Regions from separate parts of the Homo sapiens genome. Here regions 2 and 3 are each linked to region 1. A link is a loop called in an ENCODE intact Hi-C map of the cell type or tissue named here. Cell type or tissue: endothelial cell of umbilical vein. All regions are shown on one strand. Links, peaks and the distances in the headings refer to the core of each region. The heading gives the core; the rest is flanking DNA.

Region 1 (7,732 bases), core at 2,962-5,461:
TTCAGCATCCCTCTCCCTATCCGGCAGAAGCTCTGTAGCAGCCTGGATGCCCCCCAGACGAGAGGCCATGACTGGAGGATGCTGGCCCATAAGCTGAACCTGGACAGGTGGGTATGGTCTGGCCCCAAGACTAGCTTCTTTCTGTTAGTGCCCTCCAGGACCGATAACTATTAGACGTAGGGTTAGCTTCATTTTTTTTTCCATCCACACATCTATTTAATTTTTCATTTTGCAAATATGCATTAAGCTCTGTCCTTGTACCTTGCACTACGGGCTTGCAAAGAGTGCTAAGAGACATTCTGAGCTTATCTGGCATTGGTAAGTATCAAGTTTTGTGATGCACTTTGCCAAGCTGATGGGCTAAATTCCCCAAATCATATAGCCATTCACTACCGTAGTTATTGCTCCTCCTCTGCAGTTGAGCAGGACCTAATGTTTGATTAATAATTAGCATGCCAACACAGCACTGATATTAAGTTATAAAGAGACCTCTGGAGCGTCTACTTTGTGGAGTGTCACCGTCACTACCAAACATAACATGTGGCATGACCTGTCAAAGATCATCCAAGCCTGGACTAGAAAGAAAACATAAGTCTCTTGATTTCCTGTTTAGAATATGACCCATAGACATCTTGTCTCTTAAATTATCTCACTCAGAGCTGAGGTTCACAAAGTTAAACATCACATCCCCTGTCTGGGGCTGATCTAATTAAGCATGGGCTAGTTATTTAGGATGGCTCACTGTCAGCCACAATGGGACCAGGAAACTTAAAGACAAGTAGAGAGACAGAAAGGTTTAGCTGAGGAAAAATAGATATGTAAGTCACACTGTTGAGCACATTTTCTCTTTCCCAATTACAGGTACTTGAATTACTTTGCCACCAAATCCAGCCCAACTGGCGTAATCCTGGATCTTTGGGAAGCACAGAACTTCCCAGATGGAAACCTGAGCATGCTGGCAGCTGTCTTGGAAGAAATGGGAAGACATGAAACGGTGGTGTCCTTAGCAGCAGAAGGGCAGTATTAACCACCATGCTGGAAGGGGAAATGAAGGACAAAAATGCACAGGGAGTCTGTGGCCGTCCAGGTGAATCACAGCTGAGGAGGAAATCCAGATGAGACCAATGCACTTCACAGGCAAGACTGCAGCAGGAGCCAGAAGGAAAACAGATACAACTGCCCATGTACATGCCCACTTTACTCGGACATCATCACGGGAGTTAAGAAAAATTGTGTAAATTTGTACCTTGAATTTAGCTATCAACCTAATTTTCCTCTTAGTTGGGCTGTATGCTGTGTGGTACAGGATCTTACAGTTTCCTAGGAAACGCTTTTTATTGCTATCCAGATATATGGATAAACTTTCTTAACAAACCCAATTTCTACAAATGTTGTTTACATCAAATTGGACAGGGATGCAGACACTGTCCATGGCTCGTTCTATTTTTGTTCAAATCATTTGAAGTTGAAGCTGTGGACGGTTTGTTGTGTCTATTTCAGATTAGTAATTTACAGAGAAATCACAGACTTTTGCTACAAATCGTGTGCATCAAGTGTCTCAGATAATCCTCCCATCAGTGTTCTGTTTCTAGAACTTGTAGAACCAGTGTTACTGTTTGTATCAGGGAAGTGGAGAATCTAAGTGTAAAAAAGAAATAACTAAGACTCCTATTCCTTGGAGGGACCCTTCTGGTGCCCTTTGGGAATAAAGCTGTAGCACTGCAGGGAAGACAGTGATTCATGTTCAACCCCACAAACAAGCATTTTTTTCACAACATGTGTGTTTGTTTGTAATATGCAATATGAAGTGTTTTTTTTTAAAGGTATTATTATTATTTACAGGTATTCTGGTAAAATGATTTTTTTAAATTTCTATTTTTGTTAGCAGTGCTGTTTGTTAGTATTTGGTTATTGACTAGACCTGTCCCACCTTTTCACCTATCAAGGTGGGTGTGGTCATCAGTTTAATTCAACATGCATCACTTCCTTGACCTTTTACCTTTCCCTTATTCCACCCCAGAAAGGTGATTGATAAATGCTGAATGGCTTTGTCAGTCTGTTCCTTCAGCTTGCTCAGGCAGGGTCTTTCTTTCTCCTCTGAGGAGTCTTAAGGAGACGTGTTCTCTATTAAGTTCACTTAATATTGCCGTTGTGTGGCCCCACGTCGACTCCCTATGGTGCTCTACTCTAGAGGCAGTGTGGTTGGAGGAATGGACTCTAAACTGGAGATCAAGAAACCAGTTCTCATTGTGGGTCTGTCACTGTCTTGTTGCGCCACCTTGAGAAAGTCATTTAACCACACGACCTCAGTGTCCTCACTAGAAAGTGAAAGGGTGGGATTAGATCATCTCCAAGTTCTGAAATGCTCAACTTCCACCGTGATGCCTCCAGTCTCATTCATCAGTCTGAAGACCACAATGGACTCTGACCTGGATCATCATTTAAAAATCATCAGCTGGTCTTTTGCCCAGGCTATGTTACGCCTTTCAAGTAGTTCTGACAAGGAAGATGATTATTCTAACCAGCATTATGATGTTGTTTGTTTGGCCTGAGTCGCTCTGCATCATTGCATTATGCTGTTCACTGAGAGATGACATCCCTTTATTATCATTTTCTTAGCCTCTCTTGGGATGCCCCTGCCCCCAGCCTTCCTGACTGGTTGCAAATTCTGTTTTTTATTATTGTCTTGGCATCTTGATATCTAGACCACTCCTACAAGTTTATCTGGCAGTAGGAACTTGGTGCATTTTTTTCTACGCTACACCCCCCCACCCTTAATCTTTCTTTGCTGTCATAATATTCAGTAGCATTTATAAAAGCTGTCTAGTTAGCTCTTTAAAAACTTTTGTCCTGCAAAATGTTTGTTAGTCAACACACTACTTTGTGTAAACAACTATTATGTTTCCTTGGGACCATCACAAGCTCTTTAACAAACACAAGGACTCAATTCATTCAGCAGGTGGGGATTAAAGAATCAAAGCCCAGTAGCAAAACCAAAACTGAAGAACAAGCAGACATGTGTATGAATCGGAACCTTTAGAACATGACTGTGGTTTACTTTTAGGCTGGAGGCACACAAGTTGCTGAACAGACTTGAATTATACATGTGCTTCCATCTTTCCATGTTTCCGCTCCTATTTTGGTAGCATCTTGAGATTCCTTGATGCCTCCGCCATCCTCATCCCTGAGGAACTGCTGATACCTTGCTATGGAACCTCTTCTTTCTTTCATGCTTTTTATTCCGTATCTTCTGTTTTGGACATACATACATATATTCTATAAAATCTCTCTCAGCCCACCCCCTGCATTAGGATTTCCATATTTAAAATATTTGTACACTGACTGGGGAAGGGAGAGATTGCACTATAAACAAGTTCAGTGGATGTTTGTAGCAATGAGTAAAACTGTATTCTAAATTAAAAATCAAATATATATACACGCAGTTATACACACACATTTTTTAAAAGGAGGAGGAGGAAAGAGAGCTATTGTCCATTCCTACATTTTGAAATAAACTTGTCAAGATTACGCATCAGTACCAGGGTTGTGGAATCATCTATGGAAATCAAGAACTAGAATCTGAACTGAATGGTCAAAGAAACTTCTATGCCTAGTGAAAACTAGAGGGGAGCAACTATGTAGCTATGAACATGAATCAATTCCATAACTGTTACTAAAAACTTATTTTGACTAAAAAGTCACCAACACAGAACTATTGAACACAAACAGGAATTGTTTGTCTTACTGAAGTCACTGAGAACCCTTGGGGTTCACTTCAGATGCTTTTTTGGTTCAACTTCCCACCACCAGAAAAGGGAAAAGTGATTGATTTCGTGTGTGAGGTACTCATCTGTCAGAACCCTTAATGTTTCCTATTAAGTGAATGACAACTTCCATACATACACTATTTATACCAAATAATTTTCACTACAAATTCTGATTTCCTTCTCCTTTGGAGTAAAGTAATAGCTGTTAGATTGCTTTCAAACTTAGAAGGTCCAGATATAACAGTTCATTTCATAGGAAGCCACTTCATCAACCATTCTATGTGATACATCCTGCTTCTTTCTACACCGCTGGAGAGGCAGTTTGGCTGGTTTCATTTGGATAGAAAAAACTATCATTTGTGCATGCTGCCATCTAGTGGTGTACAACACAATCTAACCTGAGTTTAATATTCACTAGAATGTGTTTGACGAAGGGAATGAAAACCTGTAGAGTTCAAGGACCTTTATGACAAACAGATGTAGGGAAATTTTCACTTCAAATTTATAATTTTCTTATTCTCACTTTTTTTTCATTTGCATCACTCATCTCAATATTAGGTCACTGTGAGCCCAGTACATCAACTCATTCATACACAACATATCTTCAGTTGCTTCTTGTAACAGAACTATGTAAAATCTATATAAAACAGTCTTTGAAGAGTTGTCATTTTTAACACTTATGGTTTTCATTGGGGTTTGTATACTTTAAATCTCCTTTTAGTTCCTTAATATTTATCTTTGGAAATGTAAGAAGTATCTGCTTAGAAAGAAATAAGTCTTATATATGCGAATGGAATACTATGTCTAGGGAAGAGAAAATTGGGGTTGTTAATCAAAGGGAAGAAAGCAGCTTCTTTTCTGCTGAATTTGGGAATCCAAAGGCAGAGGTTTCATCCTGTTTTTATTTTCTTCTTATCACACTCTTTCAAGTTTCCTTAATGTATCTGGAAGGAATAGAAGTTGGATTCAGAATTGATAACTGGCATGGTGATGACAAACCTGTGTAACACCAAGGTTCTCACAGCTAACAGCTGTTTCACAAACGGCATCTTCCAAATGAACAGTCACCTCTGCTATGCAGAAAACCCCCATCCTGCTGTGAGCAAGTTAGGCTCTTCAAGAACTGGACAACTTTTGGGTGAGGTGTTCAATATCAAACTGCATAATCATTAGCCATTTTCATATATACTATTTTATAGATTTAAGTCTCTCAACTATCAAAAAGTAGAGCGATTTTCAGGAGAAAAAAGTCGTGGGGACTGAGTTCAGGACACCCTGAAACTATGCGACCAGTAATTTTTTTAAGGTATTTTTTCCTACAAGTAAGGTATCTGAAAAGTCAACGTTTTGAGGGTGGAATCAAGACTTTTCACTTCTCCTGGCAAAGAGCAACAAGGCTCTTGTCTCGTGTCCTTCTGTGTGTCTCTGTCAGGATCACAGCAGCTGTGCTCTTGGTCTGCTTACTCCTCTGTAATCCACGTATGCAGAAGGGAGTTAATAAGGTGATCACCATCTCCCCAGAATTCAAAGGTCTTTGCCTCTATAAGGTCTGCCCCTATGGGGCCAGGAAAATATAAACCTATATAAGGACTTGCAAGAGAGCATAAAGAAGGTAGAAAAGGTTTACTTGTTGGGTTTTCAAGCCTTCAAGTTGAATGAGTCTTAGCTTTTGCTGGGCAGTTGTTCTGGACAAGTCATCAGTTTCATGTGGAGAACTCAGTGTAAGCCCAAGGCTAATGAATGAGAGGGGTCCCATGGAAACACAGCTGAAATGAAATGGGACTTTATCCATCTTCTTTGAGAATGGAAGAGCTTTTGTGAAGCAGTACATCATTGCTCAAGATAATGGTTGATAAGCATTAGATTTTATAGATCTAATAAGGAAAATATTTTATTATCTCAAGTTAACAAAACATTTTTTTACCTCTCGAGTGCCTCATAGGACCAACTATTACTCTTTGGCTTTTATTTTTCTTTTTGTATTATTTTTATATATTCTTTAACCTTGCTGAGCTAGTATTGACTGAAATCTTTAGAACTTTGCCTCTGGGCAATGAAGTAATGTTTCTCTACCCTAAGATATCTATTTGTATAATCTCTGGCTGTAATGATCACTTTGGAAGATTTCCTTTGCATCTCTAATTATTTCTTTTTAATGGAATAAGGCATAAGGGGGAATAAATATATTGTAACCAATGTTATGTAAACCCATATCCATACAGGCCAGGAAAGCCAAATGAAGTCATTTCCAGAATTCTAGTGTGAAAAACCTATTTTTGAAAAGTGGGGAGATGGCTTTGTGTAGAACTGGGTGGGTTTTCTCTGCAGACTAAGTCTAGCCATGAGCTTCCAGATCCTTTAGTTTTATCAGCCTTGTGCTTACCCCATTTTCATAAATGCTACTTTAACAGCCAGTCTTCATAAGTCATGGTTCCTAGGTTTTCCTGTCACCTCATTGTATTCATCTGTGGTAGGATATTAACGGGCTCATTCAACCAAATGTAATGTGTGCCTCAGACCTATTTAGCATGGTTGGGGGGCATCAGCAGGACAAACCAACAGGTACTCCGCAAGTGTACTGGCACAGCAAGCCCACCAATTATTAGCAGCTCTTCATCAGCCTGCTGTCTACTCAGACGCTTGCCTACTGAAGGGACCTGTCCAGAGATCTTCTGGAATCCCAGGTTGGGAATCTCTGCAGAATGTCGTGACAGTTGTGGCCCAACTAGCTTCTGAGTAGAAACAAGGAAGCTACCCTGAGATATAGTCAGCTGCCCACCTGCCATAGTATTTGCTACTGAATGCCAGCCTTTTAACATACCATTTCAGATTTGTCCTTCAACAAAAATATAAATTGCAAGTCATACCATTTAAGGGTCTTTTACAAATATGTCTAAATTGTGTGTCATTTTTAAGTTCCAAAGGTCTACTGGACTAAGTACTATCAGACCAGCTGTAGAACCTGATGGCGCTGATCCGGGGTGGAATAACCCTCAGTACTGGTGTGTAGAAGATGAATTGTAGGCAGGTTTTGCTGATCAGCAGCCTAAGGATTGATGGGCTCTCTTTTGGCCTCTGATCCTGAGCACTATGGAGGCAGCATCAGAGAATGGGGACCTGAGCTACATAGGTTCTCAATGTTAAAACAACTCTGTTCGGAGTGACATATAAGAGCAAGAAATCTACAGCTGGTGTAAAATACCTTTGCCTTTTCTATCCCGAAAGTAACAAATGGCATCTGTACATGTAGGGGTAAAAACTCAGATGTCTACTCCTCCAGGCCATGGACAAGAAAAAGTACAGCAGTCAGAACAGTGGAACAAGTGATTTGCATTCTCTTCTTCACGCTTTCCTAGATCTGCCATTGGTAGCGCAGCCCTCGCCCTCCAGACATAATGCATCGAGCCCAGTTGCAGGGAACATCACTGTGTGTGTGTGATGTCATGGTGTTATATGTGTTGAGTTTAATGTTGAGCTGAAGCAAGTTGGTGACCTTCCTCTTTGCTCTTTGTAAAGAAGACACCAATGTTTGTCAGAGAAAAATCCCCAGCAGTCGTGTTGAAGAGGCAGTGTCATCCACCTACTGTCCCCTTTGGAACAGTTCAACTGCAGAAAGGTCGGATTGAGGTTTTGTGCTTTGTCGTTTTTCTTTTTTAAACAAAACATGACAACCTTGGCTTTTCCGATATGGAACACTTTTGTTGTTGTGGAGTTCCCTCTTGCTGTATCTTCTATGCAATTCCTTTTCTAAAAAAACCCCCCGGCAGAGGCAGAGTGCCCTCCGGATATCTGTCCGGCGCCTTGCTGAGTGGTGGAGGTGAGGGATACCAGCTCCGGGTGTGCCTCTTTTCTCTCCCTGGCTGCCAATCCTGATTTTCCCTGCAGTCCCCTTGGTTTGTAAATTGCCTGCATTTATTCTGTCAGCCAACATGTACAAAATGTAAGAAAGAATTTTTAAACAGGTA
Region 2 (7,732 bases), core at 3,342-5,841, 530 kb before region 1:
CAAACATTCAGACCACAACATGTCATATTAATCTATATCTTGACATTACACCATCCTTGCATTTCTGGGATACTCTCAGATCACGTATGATAATGAGCTAGGTCAACAAAGCATAAAGGTCATGTAATGAAACTCATATTAACAGCCACTTCCACATTTAGGCAATTCACTATTTTGAAAAACAGTATATTGAAGTATTTTTAATTCTATGTTCATGAGTATTAACTATTTCCATGTTGGGAATGTAAGCACAAGAAGTTAAAAATGTACTCTGCAATTACGTTGGAAAGACCTGTCACCAAAAAACAAAAAGAGGAAGATATGCTCTCGTATCATTTTTCATACCATTTTCCTGCATAATTTTTGGCAAACATCTAAATGTAGCTATTTGCAACAATCAAGGAAATCAAATTATTGGATAGAGTGAGTCAAATAAATAATATGAACAAAATTACTAAATGACTGAATTCTTCATTTTCCAAGGCTGTTTAAAAGCTTATGTAACAAAAATGCATATGAATGTCTTTTTAAGAATGAACATTTTATTTCAGCATTGTCTAAAATGTGCCAAGATAAAATTGGTCTAAATTACAGAGTTGCATTGACTAATCCCTTTGAAATTTCTTCATCTATAATAAGAAGGCTAAATTTAGTTCCTAGAAGTAAGATGGAGCAAAAAGCAATTGACATCTTTGAGTCTTTTATTTCATGAGAAACTTGGGATATGAGTTCTCGGAAAATAGTTGTCACTTTGTTTATCACATTTATCTGTGTATAAGTGTTCATAAACCACAGTTTAATAACGCTAGTTATGAGGGGATGTAAAAGTGTGTATCTGTTCAACAAACCAGAAATATATTTATCTGACTTTAAAACACCACATATATAATGCTGATTTTCTCTAATTTTTTTGTTTTGAAAATATTTAAACTACAGAAAAATTGAAAGGTAAGTACACATATAGTCTTCATCAAACTAAACATTTTGCCACACTTACCTCTTCTTCTGTTTTTTTGTGATTAACTATTTGACAGGAAGTTGCAGATGTTGTATTTATGCCCTACTGCAGCATACATATCCTAAGAATAAGACAATCACCTACATTATTATACTAAGAAAGTCCATATTAATGCAATAATATCCAAAATACACTATGCATTTCAATTGTCCTCAAAAGAAGTATCTTTCTTTTTTCCTATCCAGGAATTAATCCTTACCTTTGGTGTTCTGTCTCTTTACATTTTTTGGAATTAGGATGGTGCTTTCCTCCATTTATATTTTGAGGGTTTTTTTGTTTTGTTTTAAATGGCATTGTGTTTTGTTCAGGCCAGTTGTCTTATAGAATTTATCTACATTCTGGATTTGTCTGCTTATTTTCCAAGATTAAATTCAGTTTAAATATTTTGGCACAAACATATTACATAAGGGATATTACATACTTTTTACTGCACCATACCAAGAAGCATTATCAGTGATGATGCTAAATTTGATCATTTATTTAAGGCTCTGACTTAAAGTTGTAATTTTTTTCTTTCTATTTAGCAAATAATCTGTTGGATAATACACTGGCATCTTATCAATATCCTATTCCCTAAAAATTTTTTACCCCATGGTTTTAACACCTATTGGTCATCTTTTCCTGAATCAGTTATTATAGACACTGCCTATTTTAACACAATAAAAATACTTTCCATATCTGAGAATAACCTATGTGCAGTATTTATAGCTGTCTTCTTTTTAGATCCTCTTTGTGCACTGTAACAGTTAATTGTGTAGCAAATCCATCAATTTATTGCATCAATATCATTAACAAACAACAGGAGTTTTGACGTATTTTGTTTTTTCAAAATATTGTAAATGTCTTTATGAATGTCTTTGAACAAAGTGAGCTTTGTATAAATGGTTATAACATGCTACCAATGATTTCTCTCAAACCATGGCAAAGAAAATATACATAATGGTACCCTTTTGTCTAAAGTGCATCTCCTACCTTGGAGAAACCATTTCCTCCTTCCTAGTTCAGTGTTTTCATTCAGGACATCATTGTTTACATGACTATTTAATCAAACCAATTATCACAGAGTAATCCCAATTTCATAATTACAGTCCTTTCTCTTACTTAGAAGTGCTCAGAATTTACACCCATTTGACAATTAAAGCTCCAAAACAGTTACTAAAGCCTTTTATATCTGGTTTTCATTAGTTCATATTAAACGATTCATTGGCTTGATTTTCACTTCAGTGAACCCTCTCATAAAATCTGGTGAGACATTGTGGTGATATAGCACGTGAAAAGAAATGAATTAATACATCAGCAAAAACACTGCCAAGCTGACTATCTTAACACATTTTATTATCTCGTGGATATACTTGTCACTCATGAGAGATATATCAAAATGAGCAGAGTGAGGACTCTAAGCAGTTTCAAGGCTGAAGGGATGAAATGAGGCACGGGCTCTGCTTTCATTTACGGAGCCAGGTGTGTGTGTAGTCAGCAAGTCTCTCTGGAGAGGCATTATTCAGTGGGCAGTTTCCCAGTATTATAGAGGTTCCCATTAATGCCCCTGCAATTAAGGTTTTTATGGCATTTTACTATTTGAGGCCATAATTTCAGATTGGTACATAGGTTGTATGTGTGTGTGAGAGAGATTTATTTTAACTTATAGTAAATGCTGAGTGCAAACTCAGCTTTATTGTGGAATAAGACTGTATGCATGGCACATGTGTGTACATGTGTGATTGTATGTTTCTGTATTACAGAAGTGTGCATCTTTTTATATCTGAAAGCATAAACGTCAATATTTTTAAATCCAGTAATTTTAAAGGATATACTTTCTTAAGTTTATTCATGGGAACTTAGAGAATGCAACAAAAACTGTATTTGCTTTAAAAAAAAACTTAAGATAGTAGTTTGGATAATCTTCTAAATCTACGTAAATCATTTCTTATAAATGAAGTCAATTATGAAGATGATTTAAATGCTGTTGTTGATCATTGGCTGTGTCTAACAATGTCTGGTAAGATGGAAAGCAGTAAAAACATAGAAACACAGGTACAAGAAACAGCCCTCTGAAATGCAGCAGCCACCTCCATTCTCCTCTAGTAATATTAATAAAAAAAATCTGCCTTAGGATAACTAGGTCTTCAACTTTTCAAAAATACACCTAGACAAAATTTACATATCCTAAGAGATAGATATGGTGCTTTGTAAACTCTAAAAAGTTATAAACATTTATAAGAATATAGAGACCAGGGGCTGTACATTAACTCACCAAAGGTAAATTGCTTTCACATTTTCCAATCAAGAACACAACAGTGGTTTTTATGTCTGGAAATTGAATTTGGCCTAACAGCAAAAATAAGAGATGCAACTTCATTTTATAGTGATGTGAAGACATATCTCACTTCCTGAGACCAAATGTAAATGTCAGGTCAGAAGCACATTCAAACCAGCTCTTTCATTTGCTCATGTGTGAATGTTAAAAATCTTTAAGCCTGTTTGACATCTCCAGAATATAAGATTTTCATTGGAAGACATTTTTGTCATTTTTGAAAAATTTTTTAGAGACGAAGCCTCGCACTGTTGCCCAGGCTAGAGTGGATTGGCATGATCATAGTTCACTGCAGCCTCAACCTCCTGGGCTCAAGCAGTTCTCCTGCCTCAGCCTCCTGAGCAGTTAGGACCACAGGTGTACACCACCATGGCTGGCTAATGTTTTTTTATGTTTGTAGAGATGGGGGTCTCACTGTGTTGCCCAAGTTGGTCTTGAATTCCTGGGCTCAAGCAATTATCCTGTCTTGGTCTGGGATTGCAGGCATGAGCCACTATGCCTGGCCTTGTCTGTTATTTTTTGAACTCTTTATCCCTAGGCTGGTAAGTAGTAGGTGTTCAATAAATATTTGTTGAATGAACATTTGTTGTTCTTTTCTCTAGTTGCAGATCCTTCTCTTGTTGCTTAAGCATTGAGCTAAAGTAGTCATTATACTTTTCAGAATGCTCTTCTCTCCCTAAACTCTCTTCATTAATACATCAACTCAGGGCTTCCTCCAACTTCTCTTTAGATATTGGTCCAAAAGATACTTCTCCAACACTAACTACTCTCACAAGTTCTAATTTCTCCATTAGTTGACTGATGCTTCACCTCAGTGTCTTTCGGATTTAAAATTTGATGTAATTATAAAGAGCCCTGGATTTGGAATCAGAAGATATGATATCACATCCTAGCTTTGTTAGCTACAAACTGCACTGAAGTTAAATGACATTATCTGGGTCTCTGAACTTCTGTTTCTTCATCTATAAAGTAGAGATAAAAATAATTAACTCCCTAAATTTATGACAATACAATTAAATTTGTGTGAAAAGCTTTTTGTAAAGCCCACAGCATTGTATACATGTAAGGGAGTTATCATTGTCATCATTATTCCTCATGCCAAGCTTGTGTCAATTTCCCCATTGGTTTATAAGATCAGTCTTTTACTTGACTTCCTACTTGGCTAGAAGAGTTAGGAGACCCTAGTAGCAGATGACTTTTCCTAAAGCACAACTCAGATTATGTTATTCCTTCATGCAAAATTCTTCCACGCTTCCCTGTTTATCTATTCCAATGTCCAAACTCTTTTGTCTTGACTTTAAGATCACATGTTACTTTTTCTTCTGATTCATTTGATCCTTCCTCCTATTCATTATGCTCCTGTGAAATATTATTTCACATATTAGTCATCAAGCTTTTCCTCTTTCAATTCCCTTTTCAAATGGCTTCTGTCTCCTTGAATTCCATTTCTCTTCCGGTGTTCAAATCTTGTCCTTCAAGACTCAATACACCTGGTGTGTTCTGCTCTCCCAAGAAACAAATGTCAATATCGGATTAGATATGTAAGAGATTATTTTTTTCAGAAAAGGCCTGTAAAATCTAAAGAGGAGGGAGAAGAAGGCAAGGACCTACAAGTCTGAAACGTGAGGAAAAAGTAAAAGGAAGGACAATCATGGAGGAAGTGTATTATCCTTCAGCAGATTTTTGTGAAAGTTTCAGCCAGACCAGTGTGAAATCTTCAATTCCGAGTCTCCTATTAGAGAAGCTCCACATCTCAAAGGAATGAGCCAGAATTAGAATCACCACTCCTATGACTGAATATTTGTGTCCTCTCCACCAAATTCATATGTTAAAATCCTAATCTTCAAGGTGGGGGTAGGAACATTGCGAGGTGATTAGGTAGTCCACCCTCATGATTGGGATTAATGAACTTATAAAAGAGGCTGGAGAAAAATTCCTCATCCCCTTGACATGTGAAGGCAAAGCTAACATGCATAGTCTATGAACCAGAAAGTGGGCCCTCACCAGACACCAAATATGCTGGCACCTTCATTGTGAAACTACCAGCCTCTAGAACTATGAGACATAAATGTCTGTTGTTAGTAAACACCAAGTCCCTGGTATTTTGTTATAGCAACTCGCATGGACTAAGACACATGCTCAGTGATTAGCTCATTTGATCCTATAGAAAGGGTGGCCTAAGCTCAAAGACAGCAGTAGACCCAGAGAGCCACCTGTTGGAACTTGCAGTTAACTACTTTCCCATGAGCAGGGAATCTGAGTGGTATATTTTCATGGCCTCCATGCACGGCAACCTATAAGATGTTTCACCCATCCTTCTACTCAACCATCATAGAATGTTACCTCTGAAACTCTCAAGAAACTTATCACTTTCAACCTAAAATTTAGTTACATATGTAATAGCTTGCCTACTAGATTATAAGCTCTTTTAGGAGATAAACCATTTCTGTTTCATTTTTGTTTTTTCTAATGCACACATTGGATTTGAAATATAGCTGTGGACTGGGTAGCCATGAGGGAGATGCTCTGAGGGACTAAAATCTAGCTGTGGGGGGAAAAACCATGTTTTGATTATCTATTTGTAACAAACTACTTCGAAGTTTAGTGGGTAAAATATTAGAAATTGATTATTATTCCATGATTCTGTGGTTTGATTGGGTTGATCATGAAGCTCCCTTTTTTCATGAGATATCATATAGGCCCCCAGGTATAATTAAAGGTCCAAATGGCCTCACTCATGTGGATGAATGCTGGGGCTGTTAGGCAGGGACTTCAGTTCTCCATGTAGATTATTCCATATAGCTATTTGGCCTACCTCATATTATAGTATGTCTGGGATCCAAGGAAGATGTTTCAAGAAGACAGTTTAGTGCCTGATTTTAATGTTGCATTGGCCAAAACTAGCCACATGAGCAAGCCTAGAGTTGATATGGAGGGAACTCAGATGGGCATGACTATCAAGGGGCATGCATCAGGGGGAGCCAACAAAGTCCCACACACCATTTAGATGATACATGAAAAACTGGTTCATCAGAATTAGATTGTTAAAGTAATTGCAAGGAATAGAAAAAGGGTAGAGGAAATAGGAATAAGGAGATAAGATTTTGAAAAAAGATTTGACAGAAGAAGATAGACTATATTATCTTGAAGACTACTACTTTTGAAATTATATATAATTTTTAAATTACATCACCAACTTTACATGACAGTAACATAAATCTCAGACTTAAGCAAACAATACTAATTTGGGAGATGTCCAGAATAGACAGAGTTTTTTCAAATATCCAAAAAACACACATACACACACACACACACACACACACACACACACACACACACACAGAGTTTTGTTTGAGAATCTCATAACATTATGCCCACAAACCTCATGCATGCTAGATTTTATTAAATATTCTGAGAATAGAAATAATATTTAAAAATCCAGAATACAATGAAAAATAGGAAGAGAAAATACAATTAAAAATAGGAAGAGAAATTAACATGAGCAATTTTAGAGTTGTAATGCCTTTGACCCATTTCATTTCTAAAAGCATTCAGCCAACTACAATGACTATATAATTAACCAAATAGAGAATATTTCAAGATAAACTTTTAGCAAATTATCTTAGTGTTTAAAATGAGCAGATTTTCAAACTGTAGGGCAGTTTCTCCAAAGGGATTCACTGTACCCTTAGGTGTCTGGAGCTAGTAATGAAGGGTCCTTGGGCTGTTTTATAAATTTAGAAACATAAGATATATCAGCTAAAGTAAAGGAAATCACCAAGATATTTTGCTTTTGCCTGAAGTTATATCAAGCCAGTATAATAGCCTTAGTTTTTATCTAATAATCATAAGCTCAGTTAGAAATTTGCTTATGTCTTTTTACTATGAAATGAGAAAATATTTATAGCTCTAAGAGGAGAACTATGTCCTCAGGACCTTGAATAGTCCTTGATTTACAGTAGACAACCAATGGTATTTGTATAATAAATAAATGAAAGCAAATTAATCTGGTGATTTAGTAGAGAAAATATCTCCAAACACGGGATTCATGAAAGCAAAACTATAAATGAAGTCTTTGTTGAGAAGATAGGGAGTCTTATGTCTTCTAGGTACTAAAATATCCCACCCAATATCACTAGAGTCATTACTAAATATGAGTAACTACATACTCCCAAACCAATGAACTAATGTCCACGGTGATTGGCTCCAAACGTTAACTGGGTTATCACTGGACAATAAACAGCTATAATTTTTATCTTAAACATGACTTTAAGAATCATTTTGATGTACTGATGTAGTGGAAGTTGAAGCAGAAGGCTTTCTGTACTGCAACTTCTGTATTAATTATGGCTTCAGTTTTATATATGTCCCACTCATAGTTGCTAGGGCTATAGAATTGT
Region 3 (7,732 bases), core at 3,342-5,841, 1.2 Mb before region 1:
GTGCTCACATCCACACAGAACTTTACTGTTTATGACACGTATAACAGGAAATTCTTGTCTGCCTTATGAGTTTGTGCTGTTGATAAGAAGAGTTATCAAGTTGCTGTGAAGTTGAAACATCAGACAATTGCAAACATCTCAACTGACTCAGCAAAAACAAAACCTTTGTGAAAGCATTCTGGCTGCAACTTCTGGGTTTACAATCAACTAGGTTTTATCCACACTGTGATGTGTGAGCAGCAGGTGTCTGAAAGCATCAATTGTCCAGTCAGGCCCCTGTGAGGATGGCAAGAAGCTGTATGATTTCACAGAAACTTATAGTGAAGATGGTGCTAAAAGAACAGGGAGTCTGTTCAAAGGATGTCTTCTGTTTTTAATACATTCTATTAAAAAAAAAACTGCCATTTTAAAAATTGCTAGAATTTTATTGCAAACTACTGTTTCCATTAAAATTTCCTGTAAGGACACTGAAAGAATTTTAAGAAATTTTAAATGCAGTAGTGAACTACACATAGTCTTTTATGAGATTGTACTGACCAGAAAATAGCTGAGACAAGCAACATATGCATTTCACAATTTTAGCATTTCCTATGCATGTAGCCATGTAATCCTGTGTATTCTTCTCTGTATTTTGCCTATATGATAAGCATTGGATAGGAGACCCTAAAAATAATCATTGCTAAATGGGAAAATGTCAAACACTCACAACCAAAATTAATGAAAATTCTAATCTTGAAATATATGAAAAAATATAAATCATAATGAAACTATCAGATAGTTATATTGCTATATAAACTTATAAATACTTGCTATTAAAATAGTACTTGTGTTTATTATGCTCTCACATGTTCGAGTTGTTTGCTTTGAAATTAATATGCATACGTCTTAAAATTACATATGTGTGTAATTACATATAGAAGCTTTATATATATGTGTGTGCATAGATAGGTGGGTGTTCAAACTATATAACATCTTTTCAGGGAAAAAAACAATATCATCCATTTCACGATGTAATCATCACCATAATTTTGTCAGGTTTTTGTTTTAGTGGATTAGTTTTTTTGATATATCAAGATCATTGGAAAATCAGACATGTCAGTTTTATATGCTAACATCAAACACGTGGCTAATAATGCTTGAAAAGACACATTTGGGAAAATTCAAGAAAATAGTATCCAAAGTTAATCAGGCTGCCATATCAATTACCCTAAAATAGTCTAAACTCTCCCTTAAAGCTCTCCCAAAGACTAAGCTACAATCAGGTTTTTAAATTTTTTATTTGTTTATTTATTTATATCATTATGTGTTGCTGAGAGAGCAGTAATTACTTATAAGAGTTTTTCCATTAGCACACTCAGTGAGATTGTAAAAACCCTGAAGGTGAGGGAATAAGCTGAATTCGGTTTTGAAAGAAGATGATATTTCATGTAGAGAGAACAAGGAGCACAAGGGCCTGAAATCAAGCCTGTTGTGTTTGAAGTACAACCAGGGGACTAGGGAGCAGGAGCTGCTCAGCAAGATGGAAAGGGTAATGCACAGAAGAAAGAGGGACCAAATTACAGAGTTCTGCAGGCCATATATTCCAGGTGAGGTGGGGCAACAATAAGAGTTTTGAGCAGAGAAGTGATTATCTGCCTATTTGTTAAGAATAATCCAAAAATCAGTAAGGTGGAAGTTGGAAAATCAGTTAGGAGGTGTTGTTATAATCCAGATAAAAGATTTATTTTCCAAATGTCTAGCCAGTTACTCAATAGCATTTGCTGAGAAAAAAAAAAAATCCGTATTTTCTCTATTGATATTTAATGCTTTCTTCCCTTCTAACTGGATAGGATTACTATAATAATAAAAATAGCTGGATACAGACATGTATACATAACCAGAAATACATCTAAATTTTATGACATATAAAAATAGTCTGTTAAGATATTGATTGTAATTGTGTTGAATTAAGAGATCAGTTTAGTGAAAATAGGCAGCTTTATAATATTGCGACTTGTCACCCAAGAATGAATCATAATCAATGCTCTCTTTTGTGATGAGCCACCACAAGAATGGCTAACCTTTTACAATAAATAACTAACTTGTTTTTGAAAGCTTACTATGTGACAGCCACCATTCTTTTTTTTTTTTTTTTTTTTTTTTTTTGAGATGGAGTCTCACTCTGTCACCAAGGCTGGAGTGCAGTGGCACGATCTTGGCTCACTGCAACCTCCACCTCCTGAGTTCAAGCAATTCTCCTGCCTCATCCTCCCAAGTAGGTGGGATTACAGGCACATGCCACCATGCCCACTAATTTTTTTGTATTTTTAGGAGAAACAGGGTTTCACCATGTTGGCCAGGCTGGTTGCGAACTCCTGACCTCAAATGATCCTCCCCACCTTGGCAACCCTAAGTGCTAGGATTATAGGCATGAGCCACCTGGCCCAGCCACAGCCATCATTCTAATCATTATATGCTTTAATTCGTTTAATGCTCACTCCAACCTTATAAGATAGCTACTATTACTATTACTTCCATTTTATAGATGAAACACTGAGACTTAGAGAGATTAAGTGATTTGTCCAACACCAGACAAAATGCAGACAGACCAGAGCCTTCTGCCACTCGTAGAGCATCTGTTTGGTCTTCTTTCTTACATCTTATCTGACATTTTGTTAATACATCTTCATTTTCTCTTTTTGTTCTGTCTTTTGTTATACGGTCTGTTGCCTCGGAAAAGTTATAATCTGTTATTATTCTGCTAGAAATAATCATTTTTTTTACTTTAAATCATAACTTAAACTTTTTTTCTCTGCTTTAATAACTTTAGATAAAAGTATATGGTATTTTCCTTCTGTGGAAGGTGAGAAAATTGATGAATTAATGAACACTTTCTTCAACCTCTCTTCCCTCACTTTTAATGTGACTGGTGTGTTCTATGGTTTTTGTGTTTTTTTTTTTTTTTTTTTTTATCACAGCCAGTAAAGATAGCTAATACTGGTTATTTTTATATCACATAGTATGTCTTCTCCAATAAATAAGTTGTATTATTCCTTTCTCAATAAAATCATCAGTTATTTAGTTATGCCTATATTTTAGTGTATGTACTTATCTCTTAATACCTTCAGATCCTATCAGGTAATACATTTTAGAAAAAAATTTTATAATCCCCAACTCAAGTTGCCTTAAATTTTTAGAAAATGCATCTTTCATAATTAGAAGCCTACAGATGGTATAGGACCCAAGACCAATGCAATGAACATCAGTCTCAATATCATTGAGGAGCAGATGTGAGGGTGATCTGGCCGTGACATCTGTCACCCCATTGATTGTCAGGGTTGACTCAGCTGATCTGGCTGGCTATGCGGGTGTCCCCTTCCTCTCTCACTGCTCCATGTATGTCCCTCCCAAAGCTGCACGCTTGGTTGAAGAGGACGACCATCCTCGATAGATCCGAGGACTGGTCTTCGGTCAAGTGTATACAAGTAGCTGTGCTCCCCTGCTAGAACCTCCAAACAAGCTCTCAATATCATTGGGGACCAATGTAAACTTTAACCTCAGACTGACAGCAAATAGCTGGAGAGATTCCGGATACCACAGCAACATCCAAAGACAAGGAGACAAAGAGGAAAATAGCTAAGTGAAAAAGAGAGTTTCTCTTTCTTCATTCTTAGGTATAATGAAATTTTCTCAGAAACCATTAGCACACTTTCCCTCATGTAGTATTGGAAGTCCAATTTCCACCATTGAAATCTTACTGAGAAGAGAGACGAAATGAACATGTAGATTAGCTTAGATTATCTGGGTCTAGAATGCCTGAAATTCTATCAAAAAGCCCCCTAAATACTGTCGTCTCCACAAGTAAGCTATTTATTTGGAGTCATCTTTTGAACATCTAGAATGTTAATGAAGAGCTATATTTCTTGTATTCTTCCAGAAGAATACAAGATATTCTTGTAAAATAAATATATCTGAATATGTCTATAAATATGTCTTCCTGATGCTTTTATGTATGAAACACAACTATTTCCTGCATATGTAATTCAGAATTCAAAATATTTTCTTTCATGTCCAGTGTCATATAGTTGGGATCGCACAGTATGCAGCTTTCTCAGATTGGCTTCTTTCACTTTCTAATATGCATTTAAGGGTCCTCCATGTCTTTTAATGATTGGATAGCTCATTTCCTTTTGTTCCCCAAAAATATTTTATTGTTTGGATATACTACCATTTATTTACCAGCCACTGAAAGACATCTTGGATTTTTCCAAGTTTTGGCAATTATCAATAAAGCAGTTATAAACATCCATTGAGATGGAGAAGAAACCCTTCTACGGGTCTGCTGGGCCACTCCTCAAGAATGGAAATTAAGAAAAATCTTGAGGTCCCTCAAGGGAAATTCCAGACACCTAGCTAGCCTTGAGAAGTACATGAGTCATCTAATAAGCAAGAAGGTAATAATAGCTTAAAACAATAGCCAAGGAAGTGGAGCCACAAGATGTTTGGTTTTCTATAGAAACTAAAGATAACATCTTATCGTATGTCCCCAAGTTGTTTTACAGAAACCAAAGAACACAGATGGGGGGCACTGAAGGTTGAACTCTGACCACAATAATCTGTTCTAAATTTCTCCCTGAGGAACATGGAGAGAGTCATGCCCACAGGCCAGACTTTAACTTTCTGTTGACCTCAAGTTTTCAGACAAAGCGTTGCTTCCTTAACCAACTGCAAATCAGACAATCTTTGAATCCACCTATGACCTGTAAGTCCCTGCTTTAAGACAGCCCACCTTTTTAAGCCAAACCAACATATAAACACTATGTATCAATTTATGATTTTGCCTGTAACTTCTGCTTTCCTGAAATTTACTCCATCCTTTAAAAACCCTTTCATGTTAGCCAACAGAGAGGTCAGGTCTCATGCAGAAGCTGCATGATTCTCTTGCTCTGCAAATAAATGCCCTCCTTTCTTTTACTGCACAACCTTGGTGTGGATGTTTCACTTTACTGCACTAGGCAAGCTGATCCAGGTTTGGTTCAGTAACACCATGTGCAGGTTTCTTGTGTGGACATAAGTTTCATCCCATTTAGGGAAACATCTAAGAGTGCGATTTTTGGCTTGTATAGTAAGAATATGTTTAGTATTGTAAGAAACTACCAACCTGTCTTTCTAAATGGCTGTACCATTTTGCATTTCCATGAGCAATGAAGGAGAGTTGCTGTTGACCCACATTCTCTCCAGCATTGGGAGTCCTCAGTGCTTTGGAATCGTACCATCCTAATAGGTGTATAATGGTATTTTATTGACATTTTAATTTGAATTTCCTTAATAAACAAGTTGGGACATCTTTTTATATGCTTAGTTACCATCTGTACAACTTTTTTAGTGAGGTGTCTATTCAGGTCTTTGGTCAACTTTTTCATTGGGTTGTTTCTTTTCTTCTTGTAGACTTTAAGCATTCTTTATATATTTTGAATAAATATACCTCATCATATATACCTTTATTAGATATGTCTTGCAGAAGACAGCCTGTGATTTGGCTTCTCAGTCTCTTTAATTAAAATGTCTTTAACAGAGCATAAGTTTTTAGTTTTAAAGAATTCCAGTTTATCAATTATTTCTTTCATTAACAGTGTCTTTGATGTCATATTTAAAAAGTCATTGCCATTTCCAAAGTCATCTAGATTTTCTCTGATGTTATCTTCTAGGAGTTTTATAGTTTTGCATCTTATAGTTAAATCTGTGATCTATCTTGAGTTCATTTTTGTGAAGAGTAAAAGGTCTGTGTCTAGATTCAGTTCTTTTCATATTGATGTCCAATTTTTCCAGCACAATTTGCCAACAAGAATATCTCCTTCTCCATTGTTTTTGCCCCTTTCTCAATGATCTGTTGACTATGTTTTTGTGGGTCTATTTCTTGGATCTAAGCAATATTGTTTAAAAGACAAATTTAAAAGACAAATTTTCAGGATGTTTTTATAATCTGCACAAACCTACATCCCCTTCTAGTTGAAAGGGATAAATGAAGTCTTACCCACTGAATCCTCCTTTTAAATAGAACAGTAAGTATGCCACGAAAATTGTCTTGATAAACTATTTGCTTTGCTCAAATAGAACAGTAAGTATTCCAACAAAATTACCTTGATAAACTATTTGATTTTAAGTTGAAATAAGATATACAACACCCACAAGCACACTCACTCACAGTCACGGACACTTAACATTTCAGATTCTCATTCTTTCTCTAGAGCAAAACGAGATAATTTAATCAGCTGTGCAAAATTATCTAGTGCTCAGAATGTAATGTTCATGTTCGGTCTTATTTACCTCAAAAGGTAGTGCTCTGAGTAGTGCTAGGATGATCCTCAAATGGGTTCTACTCCCAAAGCTTGAACACAATTCTTAAAGTGTTGTTCATTTTTTAAAAATAACTGTTAGTATGCCATTCTCCATCAATTAGAAAGTATGAAAACATTTTTAAATGTGCTATCATCTTCACTATAACAGTTAGGTGGATCTCTGTATATCATGATTAATTTAGATTAAATGGAAATCGGAAATTTCCAATTTATATAAACTGGTGGATTGAACTACATTTTGGGCACCTGAATCATATAGGCTCAGTAATTTGAATTTTAATCAGTAAGAAATTTCTATTAGCCAATTTGAAATCATTTGGCTGAAAATCACCAACAATAATCATTATTAATAATAGTAAATTATCATTATTGTATCCTCAACAATTTGGCTTCAAGTGATTTTGACTATAATTAGAATAAAGATAAAGACTGCTAAAAGTTTCTTGAATATCAAGTCTACAGGAGACAGGGAGACCAGGGAGTACATATTAATAGATAAAGAAGAAGAAATCCTATTTTTTAAGCGGGTCAATGCAGGTAAGACTAAAGAGGTAATTGTTTTAACCAATTTCCTAGGTTTTCTCCATATCCGATTCGGGAAGTTATTGATGTGGGGTTCAATGTTTAAGAGGGGGTCCCAAATACCTTCTGATTATACCATCATTTCATGCTCAAGCCTACCCTGGGTGATTCAGAGAAGAAAAGTAACATCAGGAGTGATATGTGAACCTGTAGGATTGTGGAGATTCTAGGACATAAGTGAGAGGGTGATTGGATAAAGATGAGAAAAAGATCCAAGTCTAATGTAATTTGCTAAACTATGGAAGCACAAATTTGGTAAAAGAGAATCTCATAATATCCCATAACTATGTTCTTTTCAAATAAAATGAGGAGAGACACAAATTGATTAAAACAATTGCCTTCTTAATCTTACCTTTATTGAGCTACTTAAAAGTAAGCTTTCTTCTTTACTCTTTAATATGTAGCCTGATCATTCTGTTCCTTGTAGATCTGGTATTTAAGGAGCTCATGGCATTTGCTATCCTTATTCTAATTCTAGTCATAATCACTACCAGCCATGGTAATTGCACTTAATGTCCATCACTAGCCCTCACTGCAAAAACAAAACAAAACAAAACAAAACAAATCCTCAGTTTTAGAAATTCCTCTTTTTGTTATGATTCTGATTTCTCAGCCACTTTAGATGACCACAAAATTTAAAAGCAGAATCAATGCAAGTTTCTTCGCTTATCCCCTTCCCCATCAGGGGTGGCATCTTTTTCTGAGGTTGTTTGGCAGCTATGATATGTGATGGCATCTAAGCATCTGGCCTGTGGTTGGCATTTGGTGCTGTCTGATGCATCTAGTCATGTCTACAGCACAACCATTTTTCT

Evidence for each region. Peaks named below come from ENCODE experiments on the same cell type or tissue, not always from the same donor. Only the 100,000 strongest peaks of a DNase experiment are listed, where the experiment ranks them.
Region 2: it touches region 1 in a loop (5-fold over the local background); 4 of 110 quality-filtered maps call a loop at or near these places.
Region 3: it touches region 1 in a loop (4-fold over the local background); 24 of 110 quality-filtered maps call a loop at or near these places.

Annotation. Positions count from the first base shown.
Region 1 is chr4:95,162,529-95,170,260 of GRCh38, reverse strand. It overlaps UNC5C (unc-5 netrin receptor C), which reads left to right. Exons shown (of 16, transcript NM_003728.4): 15 at 1-107; 16 at 862-7,732. The coding sequence ends at 1,027. Among named protein-coding and RNA genes, the nearest start is that of UNC5C, 380 kb to the left of the region's middle. In endothelial cell of umbilical vein, for the core only: a CTCF peak has its summit at 4,145 (motif pointing left); a DNase peak (open chromatin) is centred at 4,120.
Region 2 is chr4:95,691,554-95,699,285 of GRCh38, reverse strand. No RefSeq gene overlaps it. Among named protein-coding and RNA genes, the nearest start is that of PDHA2, 140 kb to the left of the region's middle. In endothelial cell of umbilical vein, for the core only: no CTCF peak of the experiment used is centred there; a DNase peak (open chromatin) is centred at 4,635; H3K27ac peaks cover 1,508 bases.
Region 3 is chr4:96,344,572-96,352,303 of GRCh38, reverse strand. The region is part of intron 1 of LINC02267 (long intergenic non-protein coding RNA 2267); the gene reads right to left. It also overlaps the pseudogene RN7SKP28. Among named protein-coding and RNA genes, the nearest start is that of LINC02267, 38 kb to the right of the region's middle. In endothelial cell of umbilical vein, for the core only: no CTCF peak of the experiment used is centred there; a DNase peak (open chromatin) is centred at 4,603; H3K27ac peaks cover 1,850 bases.